4 separate regions of the Homo sapiens genome follow, and all the other regions are linked to region 2. The links are chromatin contacts, found by Hi-C in ENCODE. All regions are on one chromosome and are shown on one strand. Each heading gives the region's core, a stretch centred on a gene start or an enhancer-like site at or near the end of the contact. The rest is flanking DNA. Distances are from core to core; before and after follow the strand shown.

The links. Hi-C counts contacts between places; a loop is a spot of excess contacts on that map. Pooled maps may share reads with other maps.
Region 1: a map of psoas muscle shows a loop between it and region 2 (2.6-fold over the local background). The contact joins two enhancer-like sites. A Hi-C loop is called at or near these places in 8 of 168 maps with a recorded cell type or tissue (A673, IMR-90, PC-3 and 5 more) and 9 of 50 pooled maps.
Region 3: a map of CD8-positive, alpha-beta T cell shows a loop between it and region 2 (3-fold over the local background). The contact joins two enhancer-like sites. A Hi-C loop is called at or near these places in 2 of 168 maps with a recorded cell type or tissue (CD8-positive, alpha-beta T cell and naive thymus-derived CD4-positive, alpha-beta T cell) and 6 of 50 pooled maps.
Region 4: a loop to region 2 is called in a map of A673, with 3 times the contacts of the local background. The contact joins two enhancer-like sites. A Hi-C loop is called at or near these places in 2 of 168 maps with a recorded cell type or tissue (A673 and naive thymus-derived CD4-positive, alpha-beta T cell) and 9 of 50 pooled maps.

The regions. Positions count from the first base shown.
Region 1 is chr2:204,858,989-204,861,688 of GRCh38, forward strand. All of the region lies in intron 2 of PARD3B (par-3 family cell polarity regulator beta), which reads left to right. Among named protein-coding and RNA genes, the nearest start is that of PARD3B, 310 kb to the left of the region's middle. Within about 2 kb of position 1,428, at least 2 of the 41 ENCODE cell types and tissues checked have a DNase peak (open chromatin) inside an H3K27ac peak, as active enhancers do; they include psoas muscle, where a contact is called at or near this core.
Region 2 is chr2:204,320,724-204,323,423 of GRCh38, forward strand. No RefSeq gene overlaps it. Among named protein-coding and RNA genes, the nearest start is that of PARD3B, 220 kb to the right of the region's middle. RefSeq lists an enhancer at 914-2,113. Within about 2 kb of position 1,353, at least 5 of the 41 ENCODE cell types and tissues checked have a DNase peak (open chromatin) inside an H3K27ac peak, as active enhancers do; they include psoas muscle, where a contact is called at or near this core.
Region 3 is chr2:205,138,807-205,141,506 of GRCh38, forward strand. All of the region lies in intron 10 of PARD3B (par-3 family cell polarity regulator beta), which reads left to right. Among named protein-coding and RNA genes, the nearest start is that of NRP2, 540 kb to the right of the region's middle. Within about 2 kb of position 1,310, at least 2 of the 41 ENCODE cell types and tissues checked have a DNase peak (open chromatin) inside an H3K27ac peak, as active enhancers do.
Region 4 is chr2:205,196,946-205,199,645 of GRCh38, forward strand. All of the region lies in intron 15 of PARD3B (par-3 family cell polarity regulator beta), which reads left to right. Among named protein-coding and RNA genes, the nearest start is that of NRP2, 480 kb to the right of the region's middle. Within about 2 kb of position 1,291, at least 4 of the 41 ENCODE cell types and tissues checked have a DNase peak (open chromatin) inside an H3K27ac peak, as active enhancers do.

The DNA of each region.
Region 1 (2,700 bases), core at 178-2,677, 540 kb after region 2:
GGAAAAGTAAAAGTTTTTAAGAACTTTATTATTCTCAAATTTCAGTGAAATTAGAATGTAAAATCTTAGATGTGAATACTTTTACATGATGTTTATTAAATATAGTATGCTTCAAGGCAAAAAAATATGACATTGAAGACCAATATTTAATAGCCAATTTTTTCTTTTCTTTTTTCTTTTTCTTGAAGTGAGCAGAATATGCATAATGATAGGTATGATGAAATTTTATTTAGTGGTATTCGGAAGTATTCGACTTTAACAAGTATGTGCTGTTCTGTTGTGAATAAAAATTTGGGAAATAAAAACTAGAAACTTTACTCTGCACATATTAGGAGTATAAAAGTAGATTATGTTTTTAGAAATGGATGAGAATAGCCATATACCCCAACATCAAGATCTATGGTCTACAAAGCTAAAAGATGTAAAAGAAATGTGGAGGTTAATACAATAAGAGCACCCTCCCCCATTTATAAAGGTCAGACATGCCTATGGTGTACATTGCTATCTGTAAAGATTGGAAAACCTCAGATGTTGCATCTTAAAATATGTACATTTTCTGACATTTGGGTAGAACAATATAATTTCTTATAAATGAACTTGATTCCTGACATTCAGTTGAATGTTAATTTAATTTTGGTGCTAGTATAGCAAAGTCTTCCACATGTCATCGTAGTTGAGTTATCCTAGGAGTTTTGATGACTGGGAATAAAGAGGGCCTCCCTTGAAGGCTGGGCAGTGATGGAGACGTAAGATAAATTCATAGCAGTAACAAATCTAGAAAGAAAAGCCCTAGAGCATAACCCACAGCAAATCCTGAAACTCTCTTCCTTTAAGGAATTTCCTGGTGGCCTTAGGGAGGATATTAATGGAACTCTTTAGGCTTAACCTTGTTAAGGGACTGTTATGCAGCCCTTGTTGTTTTCTACTTTAAAGTCAAGAATTTTAAGCAGATTAGAATGAAGAATAGTGCAGTGCAGCATAAAGTTAGTATTATACTGTTAATAACATTCATCTGAATTATTAATTTCTGCCAGCAGTTGCTTTTAATATAATCAGGATTAACTGTAGAAATACGGATTGTTTTCCCCTTTTTGCTTTTTTATCTGAAGAATAATTTATTGTAATTAAGAATACATTATAAAAACAAAAAGGAATCGCAGCTATAAAAATGTGTTATATCAATGACTGATTATATTAACATTCTATAGCTGTCTAATTTCTTAGGCTAAAAAAAAAATCAAAGGAAATTGTTTCATTCAAATTGTTGAGCTTTTTGCCATCTTTAGAACCAGTCAGCTAGAGGAGAGTGTTTGTGACGATTACCAAGAATGGTTAAAACCAAAAGGTGTTGGTTTGCTTGCTCTCTCTTCTGGTGAGACAGCCATTTGAAATAGCATTCAGGCAGCGTGGCCTGGACGCTGAAGCAGAGCTTGGCAGATGGTACCGCAGGATGGAGAAACTGCTGGCAGATGGCATGGACTATTTGAGCAACAAAGAGACTTTTGGCTACCAATGCTAAGAGTTGGAAAGAAAGAAGACGACAACTTCTCCAGTGCTGCCAGCTTGTATACAGAAAACGTTTTGGCAGAATGGAGACTGGTAAAAGATATTCAATTGTTAACTGCAAGGAAAGAGAAGAGTTGTTGTTATTAAGTTTCCTAAGTGTGCTCCCTCTGGTGTGATTGGAACGTAGTTTCATATGGAAGAGCCCTTTAGAGATCATCTAAACCAACTATGCTGACTGAATATTTGGACACATTCAGTCTGTTTTTACTACTGAAAAGATATCTCTTTGAAGCATTATTTATAAAAAGTTTAATCCATGTTTGTTTTTGATAAGTTAAAAAAAAATCTTTATTGAAGACCTTATTTCCCAGGCTTCATATGTGCAGATTAGCAGTGGTTCTTGTTTAGCATTGGGCTAAAATAATGTACAGTGAAGTCAGGTTTGGCTAATATGACACAAAAATGTAGAGTTTTCCCTGCAAATGCTATACATAATTGAATCACTGAATTACTTAGGGGGTTATAGTCATTACCACACATCTCCAATTTGTTTTCTGGAATCTCTGAAGCCACTTATTACAAATAGACATTTAGTTCCTAATGATTTCATTGGGGGCTGCTACAATTTTTCATTTGTAGCTTTTTCACCTATTGCTACCTAATACCTTTCTCTCTCTCTCTCTCTCTCTCTCTCTCTCTCTCTCTCTCTCTCTCTCTCTCGTACCTCTTATTTGATATTGTGTTTCCAGAATTAATTAATTTAGATGACTTTCACGTAGTAACTTTTATCCACAAGTAATACTTTAAGCAGAAATATATAACTTGGTTTTTCTAAAATAATTAATTTAACATATCAAGAATGGTATTAAGAAAAATATTTGGGGATTTTTAAATGAAATTTAAAGTGGAAATGTATTACTTGAGGTAGAAAAACCAATTCTATACATATTCTTAATAGTTAAATCTCCTAGCTCACTGAAGTTTAAATTTTTGGTATCTCAATTATTCAGAAAACTGCTGAGATTTTGGATGTAATTGAAAATGCTACTGAATTGAGATCAAAAGGGATAAGTAAGTTATATTCAGAATAGTGTCACTGGAGATGCCTCTGAGCCACCAAAATTACCATCATAATGATTATTTAACTTTTGAGAAGTACTCTTGGCTTTTGGACTCTTACCTTACATAATTTTC
Region 2 (2,700 bases), core at 103-2,602:
AATTGAGGAAAGACTTTCACTCACAGACTCCTGTGGTTTTGAAGAAGCTACTTTAGAAATACAAGGGCTAATGGCATCTTCGATGAGCAAGGAAATATCATTTATTTGTTTAGTCAAAAACATGTTCATTAAACATTTATTCCACGTATTAATTTACCTATTAGTAACACAACACATAGAAGGCAGTCAATAAATGTGTTGAATAAGTAAGCAAATGCATGACCATAATTATAATGCATATAATTCATGTAATAACCACAATATATTGTAACATATATACAGCATGAGAACATATTACAATAACAATGCTTTAACAGAGGCAAAAACAGAAGCCCAAGAGAACACAGAAAAGGTGCCTGACTTTGCCTAGTGAGATCTTGGAAATACAGCAGAAGAGAAATATGGAGAGTTTGAAAAAATGAGAGTTTATGGCTAGGAAAAAGGAAAGAGGAAAATCCAGAAAGCAAGAACACCCCATACAAACCCAGGAGTCACAGAAAAGCAAAGTGTATCTGGGAAAGAGTGTGACATTCCCCAAGGCATGCATAGGGAAAAAGTGGAAGTTGGGAAAGGAGAGGTGAGAAGATGAGGCCGCACAGGAAGGAGAGGTGAGATGCTTTAGTTCCTAGGCACCTGCCAAGCAGTTGGCATTCATTTTGAAGGCACTAGGAAGACAGGAAGTCTCACATCAGAGAAAAGCCACAATTGGATTTCGTTTTTAGGAAGATAACACGAGCACCAAGATAGCAAATTGACTTTATGTCAAATGCCATTTCCAAGTGATTAGTCATGAGAGCTGAAGGATAATGTTAAGAAAGACTGGGTGGTCACCTATGTCTGGGCTTAGTAGTTAAAGTGCCGTGAGCGATTAGCAATATCTACTATGGACAAGGGAGAAGGGGAACGGTGACAAGGTTGCTATGTGTTTTCCAAGACCGCGCCTACTACCAGCAGTGTGGAGGAGGGCCCACATGGAAGAGATCATTGTCAGGGAGAGCGGGTGATCTACTAATCCATACAAGAGGTGACGGACATCTGGAGAGGTACAGTGCAGGAACCAGACTCATAGGAGATTTCAGAGGCGCAATCAGGAGGCTCTGCTGAATGAATTTAGTCATGGATGAGATCCAGGCACTAAGGGCATCTCTGGCAAGCGAGCAAATTTCAGATGAGGATCGCTTTATGGTATTGGAACCAAACCCACTTGGCCCCATATACACCTCAGAGAGGATAAGATGACTCGGCAGTTCTGGGAACTGCCAGGGCACATTCCACAATTCTTGCCACCGAATCACTTTCTGATGTCTGTGGCCTCAGCTGCTTAGCCCAGCAGTTCTTGTGATTTATTCTCCAGAGCAGCTCCCAGAAGTTGAAAATCCTCCTAGAGCCAAAAACAGGAAGCATCCCCCACTCACCTGGCCCAGGGTCCAGGAAGGAATATGTGTGCTCTGACACACCCATGGTGTAAGTTCCCATTATGTCAGCAGTGTTTACCATCTCCAGGCACTTCCTATGACATAGGAGCACCGCCAAATCTCTTCACCAGCAGAGGAAATGACTAACTCCAGGAAGTCATCCCTTCTCCCTCTATCCCCCCAACCAAAAATGGAGAGGCTGTTGGACTTTCACTAAAAATATCAACACCATCTAAAAATAAGGTTCATCAACTCTGCCCTTGCCCCAGAATTCCTGACCCGAGCTCCTCTGACATCACCACTGGCCCCTGTCAACAGAGCCTCTCAGAGCCACCTCCTAGCTGCCCTCTTAGCTTAAAGTTCATTTTGAAATCAATCCCCACCAGCCTTCCCACCAATGAGATCACGAATAATAGCTGGCCATGACTGTATCAAACAAGTGTTTTCCCAGGGGATGGAAGGTCTTCCAAAACTCTTCCACAAGCACACGCACCCAAGCGGGTTTATTTCCTGTCTGGTTGGCTTCCTCCAGGCTCATTACGGTTTCAAGGTCATTTTCCAGAAAAGGAAAGAGAGTGCAGGAGTGTGACCTTTAGCAGTCTCGGGTGGACATGCAGCGGCTGACCTGTAGGAGAGTCTAAATGAAGCCATTTGTTAGGAAGCCATTGACAAGCACTTGGGGTATTCAGTAGTGGCACTGTTCCTACTGATGGTTCCTGGGGCACTCAGCCTGCTGCAGAGCTTTCTATTCTGTCTTGAGCTAAGAGACCCCAGCTGAAAATTGGCATTTGCTTTGGCGGTGGTGGTCTTGGTTGTTCTCAACTGATCTAGAGGAGAGTTGGGAAGAAATACCTAATCTTTAGTCCAAAGGAGAAGGATGGGAGAAATAAGACATAATTCTAGATTCAGTTGTGGTTTTTTTTTTGAGTCCCCAGGCTGGAGTGCAGTGGCGCAATCTCAGCTCACTGCAAGCTCCACCTCCTGGGTTCACACCATTCTCCTGCCTCAGCCTCCCAAATAGCTGGGACTACAGGTGCCTGCCACCACACCTGGCTGATTTTTCTTTTTTGTATTTTTTAGTAGAGACAGGTTTTCACTGTGTTAGCCAGGATGGTCTCGATCTCCTGAACTCGTGATCCGCCTGCCTCGGCCTCCCAAAGTGCTGGGATTATAGGCGTAAGCCACCACGCCCGGCTAGATTCAGCTCTTAACTCCTATATTGCTGGAGGTTTCTCTAATGACTGAACTGACTTATTAGCTTTGCTCCCCAAACAAGGAGGCAAGA
Region 3 (2,700 bases), core at 60-2,559, 820 kb after region 2:
ATTACCTTAAGTAAATGTAGAGCTAACAGATTGCCAACAGATATCTTTCTCATGGCTACCTCTTCGACCCCTGCCATGGCAACGCTTGTTGCCATAGTAGTAGGCACAGATGGAGCCCTTCCTCCAATCCTCTACTGATGCCACCACTGCTGTGGGTAGCATAAGGGACTTCACTCCCATAGCCAGCTCAGAGGGAAGTGTGATCCTTCATTCCTGAATTGGAGGTTTCAGTGTATTCTCCCATAGAACATGGTTAACTATAACCCATCCAATAGAATGCAAATTATTACTTACTAGTATGTTTTGGAGATACCATGGAGTAAACAAGCACTCTTGGCTAAGAGAGAAATGTAGCCAAAATTTATCAGTATTTTTTTTTTTTAAGAAAAACAAAGGCTCAACGTGCAGGCACCAAGTTTACAGACAAACTTATGGCATCAGCCTGTTTTCTAACTAGAAATTGCCTTGCCTGTACCCACACCCACAGTCATTGTCTACTTAAAGCTTGTTTCCATTACACATTAAAATGAATGAATTACAAACATTATTCATTAAGGTTTTGGCCACCTTTAATAAAAAAAACCTCTGGGTTCTGGATTCTTCTATTAGAAAAATATGACTATGTCAACACTAGCAACTTGTTGGAAACTGGGCGTATATTTTCAGTGTAATTATTAATGCAATCACCTCAATTCCTCTTTGGTATTAGGTTGCAAATAAATTATATAAATAAGTATTAATGCAATTATTAACTTGATAATTTTATGTACTATGTAGGCATGCAAGGAAATTAAACAAAGATGAAGGCTGCTACATTTGTTCATGTTTGGGATATACATAACAGTGACTTATTCTCTATATCATAAAGAGATAGAAGTGTACTAGATAGAACTTTGTCTTCAGCTGTATAACTGAGTATGATTGTAAAAAAAAAAACTGAGTATGATTTTCATGGTGGTTAAGTTAATAACATGTCACTATTATTTGTGCCCTTCTAAAACAGAAACCAAATAAATCATGTGTGTCCTAACTGGAAAGAAAGTAAAGGCAAAAAGCTGCAAACAAGCTAGTGGCTTACTTATTAAGAAGCCAAGCTTTTGCTGTCAGATAGCAGTTCAGAGGTTCCTCTTTAACCTGTAGGGTTTCTTGCAGAAAAGAATACTGATCGCATGTGAATGTCTTACTTCCTTCACAAACCTTTGAAAATATTTCCCAAAGATTGCGTTGCCTCTGCTCTTAGCTCAATAGCTCTCAAGGGAGTTGGCATCTCTTATCAGAAGCACACAGCCAGGCCAGGGGCAGCCGGCACATTGAGAGGCCAGGGCGGAGTAATGGCCAAGGCCACCGGGCAGGTAGTGAAAGGCCCCTCGCTGTGTTAAACAAATGCAGTTTCCTTCCTGGCTTCCGCTGGAGCTAATTTTGTTTTTCACTTCTCTTCTGGTATATGAACAATAAGGATGTATAAGGCCATTCTGCCTGTGAGGAGATGTGCATTAGATTATCATAAATCCACAGATAAAAAGCACAGTGGTCAATGAGAACAGGCATTCTTGGATGAAATAAAAGGTTTAATTGAAAGTGTGGTCCCAGGGGAGACAGATGATTGAGCGTGGTATTGAGTAGACATTAATTACCATAGTCCAGAGAGTGAAAAAAAAAAAAAAAAAGGAAGACCGTTCCTTTTTTTTTTTTTTTTTTTAAAGTTTCCAAATCTGTTTCTCTTTGAGAGAATATGGGAGATCATCCTAATAGGATGTTAGGAAAACAAAATGAGTCTTGCTTATACACAGTATTCTTAGAATACTATTAATGTTTCTTAAGAAGTAGCAGTTGATTTTTCTAATAGATATTTTTGTTCGAAGTTAGAGATCTAGACAAAGTACAATGTGTACTGTTATGCTGAATAATGGTTTTAAAAGATATATGCATATTGAATTATAACACATTAGTAAATGATTTGTACTTATTCATAAATCTAGAATTTTTCATTCTTTGGTTATATCTCTCAGCATTTTTTTGGTAGGCTGAGATTTTCTTCTACAATTTAGCAGAAAAAAATGAAGTCGAAAAGGCATCTGAACATACAGTCTTCATTAAATATTAGGCCACTAGTTTTGCATTGCTGAAATATGGCTGCCTTTATAAATCATACATGTTTGTTTAGCTAGTGCCCTACTTTTGATGTGGCTAAAATTATGGGAAGAACTCTACATCCACCGGGATAACGGATGGTGTCAAGAACTGCCTTAACAAGAAAATAATTGGTCAGGTGTCTCTTTTAACAGTCATTAGCATATTTGAATTATGAGTTTGGTTCTTCTTTCGGGTCAAATAGAGTATAAAAGTATTCTGAATTATCTGTACCTAATGTGCAACGGTTTTGAAAGGACAAAAACTGGGAGACTGAATATATTAAGAGTATGTTACTTTGTGCTTGCTTACAAACTGCTTCCCAATTCCGTTATTTAAGAAGAAAAAATAAAAAAATAAAAGCACCACCAACTGTCAGAGCAACTTTTAGTTGGCTTTTCAGTTTTATTTAGAACAAATGAATTTGCTCCCTGAGTGAATTTAAACTTTTCAATCAATTGTTTAGATGTTGATGTAGACATAGTCTTAGTTTTAAATGTGAAAAATTGCTTTTTTTGGTTTAATTTGAACAGGGTAGTTGCCAAATAGCACCAGCTGTCATAATAAAGT
Region 4 (2,700 bases), core at 41-2,540, 880 kb after region 2:
GTACTCATTCTCCTGCATGGACTGTACAATCAGCTAATCAAAATGAGTTTAAAGATGAAACAGGAATGCTTCCACTGTGGGGGGGGGGTGTGTGTGTGTGTGTGTGTGTGTGTGTGTGTGTGTGTGTGTGAGAGAGAGAGAGAGAGAGCATGCACATTAATTATAATGTTTGCTATTGGCTTCTGATGGAAACATTTGATCAAGCTACATAAGTTTCTTTGCATTCCTAACTTCCTAAAAGTTTTTTGATTAAATCATTTATTTTTTTTAATCAAGAATGAATGTTTAATTTTAGTAAGTGATTTTAAGGCCCTTACTGGCTGATAATGTGGATTTTGTTCTTTATTCTATTAGTGAAATAAAAGTGAGTTAATTAATAGATTCCCCAATATTAAATCTTCGATTCTTTTTCAATGACTCTAAATTTTTCTCTTTACTTGCAAAAATGTTTATTGATTAACTACAGATATGTATATTAAACACTTCTTGAGATGGTTAACACATTATATGCTCTAAAATGTAGGTGTACAACTCTGATAACAATTTTACTCAGTGTCATTAATTCCTATATATACATTATAAGTATAATGTATATGTAGCCCTTTTGAGGCTGCTTTGCCTTGGGATTTTGTGGATACTTTTACTGGCATGCATGTGGTCACATTTAAATCAGAACAGAAATGATTAACATGATAAATAAAAGGAAATTTGTTTTTAAATAATTGCATGTAGTCATGCTAATTCAAAGGGGTTAGGGTGTCACTTAAGAGACTGGAGAGTGGATACTTCTGGGTTTTGGAGAAAATCAATCTTTTCCTACTAATTGTAGACTTTTCCCTATTTATTTAAATTACCAGAATTACTGTGTTCAGTCTGGACTCCTTTAATTTGTTCATAATTGAGCTTGTGTGGGTGTTGAGTTGGAAGCTCTCAGGAGCTGAATAACACAGCTGCCTCTTTGGCCTTTGGCATAGGGTTTTCCCCCAAAGAGCTGCCCTTGTTGGCAGTATGCCAGGAAGTTACATTCAAAGACTTTTTGATGAGGCATAAAAATCTTTAATTTCCAGGCTTGGTGTTTTATGACCCCATAATACTGTTTGAGAATTAGTCTGAATTATTCAAAAGATAGCACTTCAGTTTGTTGGCCCCCTTTGTTGACCTACTCTGTAGCCCCATTCAGAGTTAAGTTTAAAATGCTGTTTCTCACAAGATACTGTTTTTAGAGTTTTCTATCCTGTTTCACATTGGCCTCCCACGCCCATTTCAGAAGGGTGTTCTATAACACAGTTTGGAGAAGGCTAAGGGCAGTGCAAATGGAAGATGCTGGCCAGCTGCCCTGTTCAGTAAGAGGAAATGAGCTTAAAGTGATGCATGAGGCATTCAGACGAAATTTTAGGAAGTTTCCTGACAATGAAGATTGTTAACATTCCATGTCTCATAGTCTTTTAAGAAAGAGCATGTGTCCTGAAAAACTCTCCCTAAAATCAAGACGATAAATAGGTTGGCTGACTTCCTTTCAAGATTAGTGATTCACCAGTTTTATTTTCTGTTAGTTACTTGCTCTAATTTTTTTAAATTAGGAAATGTTTTTAGACACCCACAATTGAAGTAATTTATAAGCCAACTGAGTTCTCACATCTACAAAGGTAAATATTTGAGATACATTTTGAATATGAAACCTTTTATATATGTCAGATATTCCTCTTAGACAGTACATTTCTAGTATCAGCTCAAAGATGAGCATGAAAAAAGCCCCATTCTACTGCTCTAATACTTTCTTTTTAAGATTATATTCATATAGTGAGGTACTTCTATATGAATTATTGATAATAAAGACTGAATACATAGGATAATTTTTATAAAATTGTATATTCTAATAAGTGTGATGCTGGTTTGTATTAATATATAAAATATATTTTACTATTTTTATTTATATCCATGGATTTCTTTTATTGTCCACCAATAAGTAGTACCTCTGAATATAGTTAAAAGCTGAATTGGATATTACTGTTTGGGATACAACTTTGACTTAAAGAAAAGAACCTGTTTTGTAAAGAAAAATTAATGGTAATATTGTAAGAAAGTGTCTATTTGTATAATAGACAAGTATACAAAGATGAAGTCAGCTATATACTTTAAGCTCTAGTAAGTCAAAATAAAGGAATTATAGAGAATGTTCTTTCATTAAGTAAATGTTTATTAAGTGCCTACTGTGTGCCGGGAAGTGCATTAAACACTGGAGATGTGGTAAATAAATGAAAGAAATGGTGCTTGCTGCCTGTACCTAGATTAGAACCCCAACAGGAAAGAAAAGCTCAAGAGTTAAGGAAAAACTACCAAAAGGAAATTCTGACATTATGATAACTTATCTCAGGGAGGAAGAAAGGGAAGAGGCATCTGAAGACACTCATGTGGCTGCCTCAAGAACTCACTGATAACCTCGGCTATGTAGAAAAGAGGAAGAGAGAAGCAAATGATTAAAATATATACATATATGTACATTTTTACTGTGTGTGTATATACACATACACACACACACACATATATATACACACGCACACACGCACACACGTAGTAAAAATCTGAAATAATATATGCAGGAAGAGGTAAACAGCTGCATGAGAGGAGACTTGCAAAACCTAGTAAAAGTTAGACAGCCAAGCTATTTTTAAAGCATGAAAAAGAAAGTGTGCGAGGTGG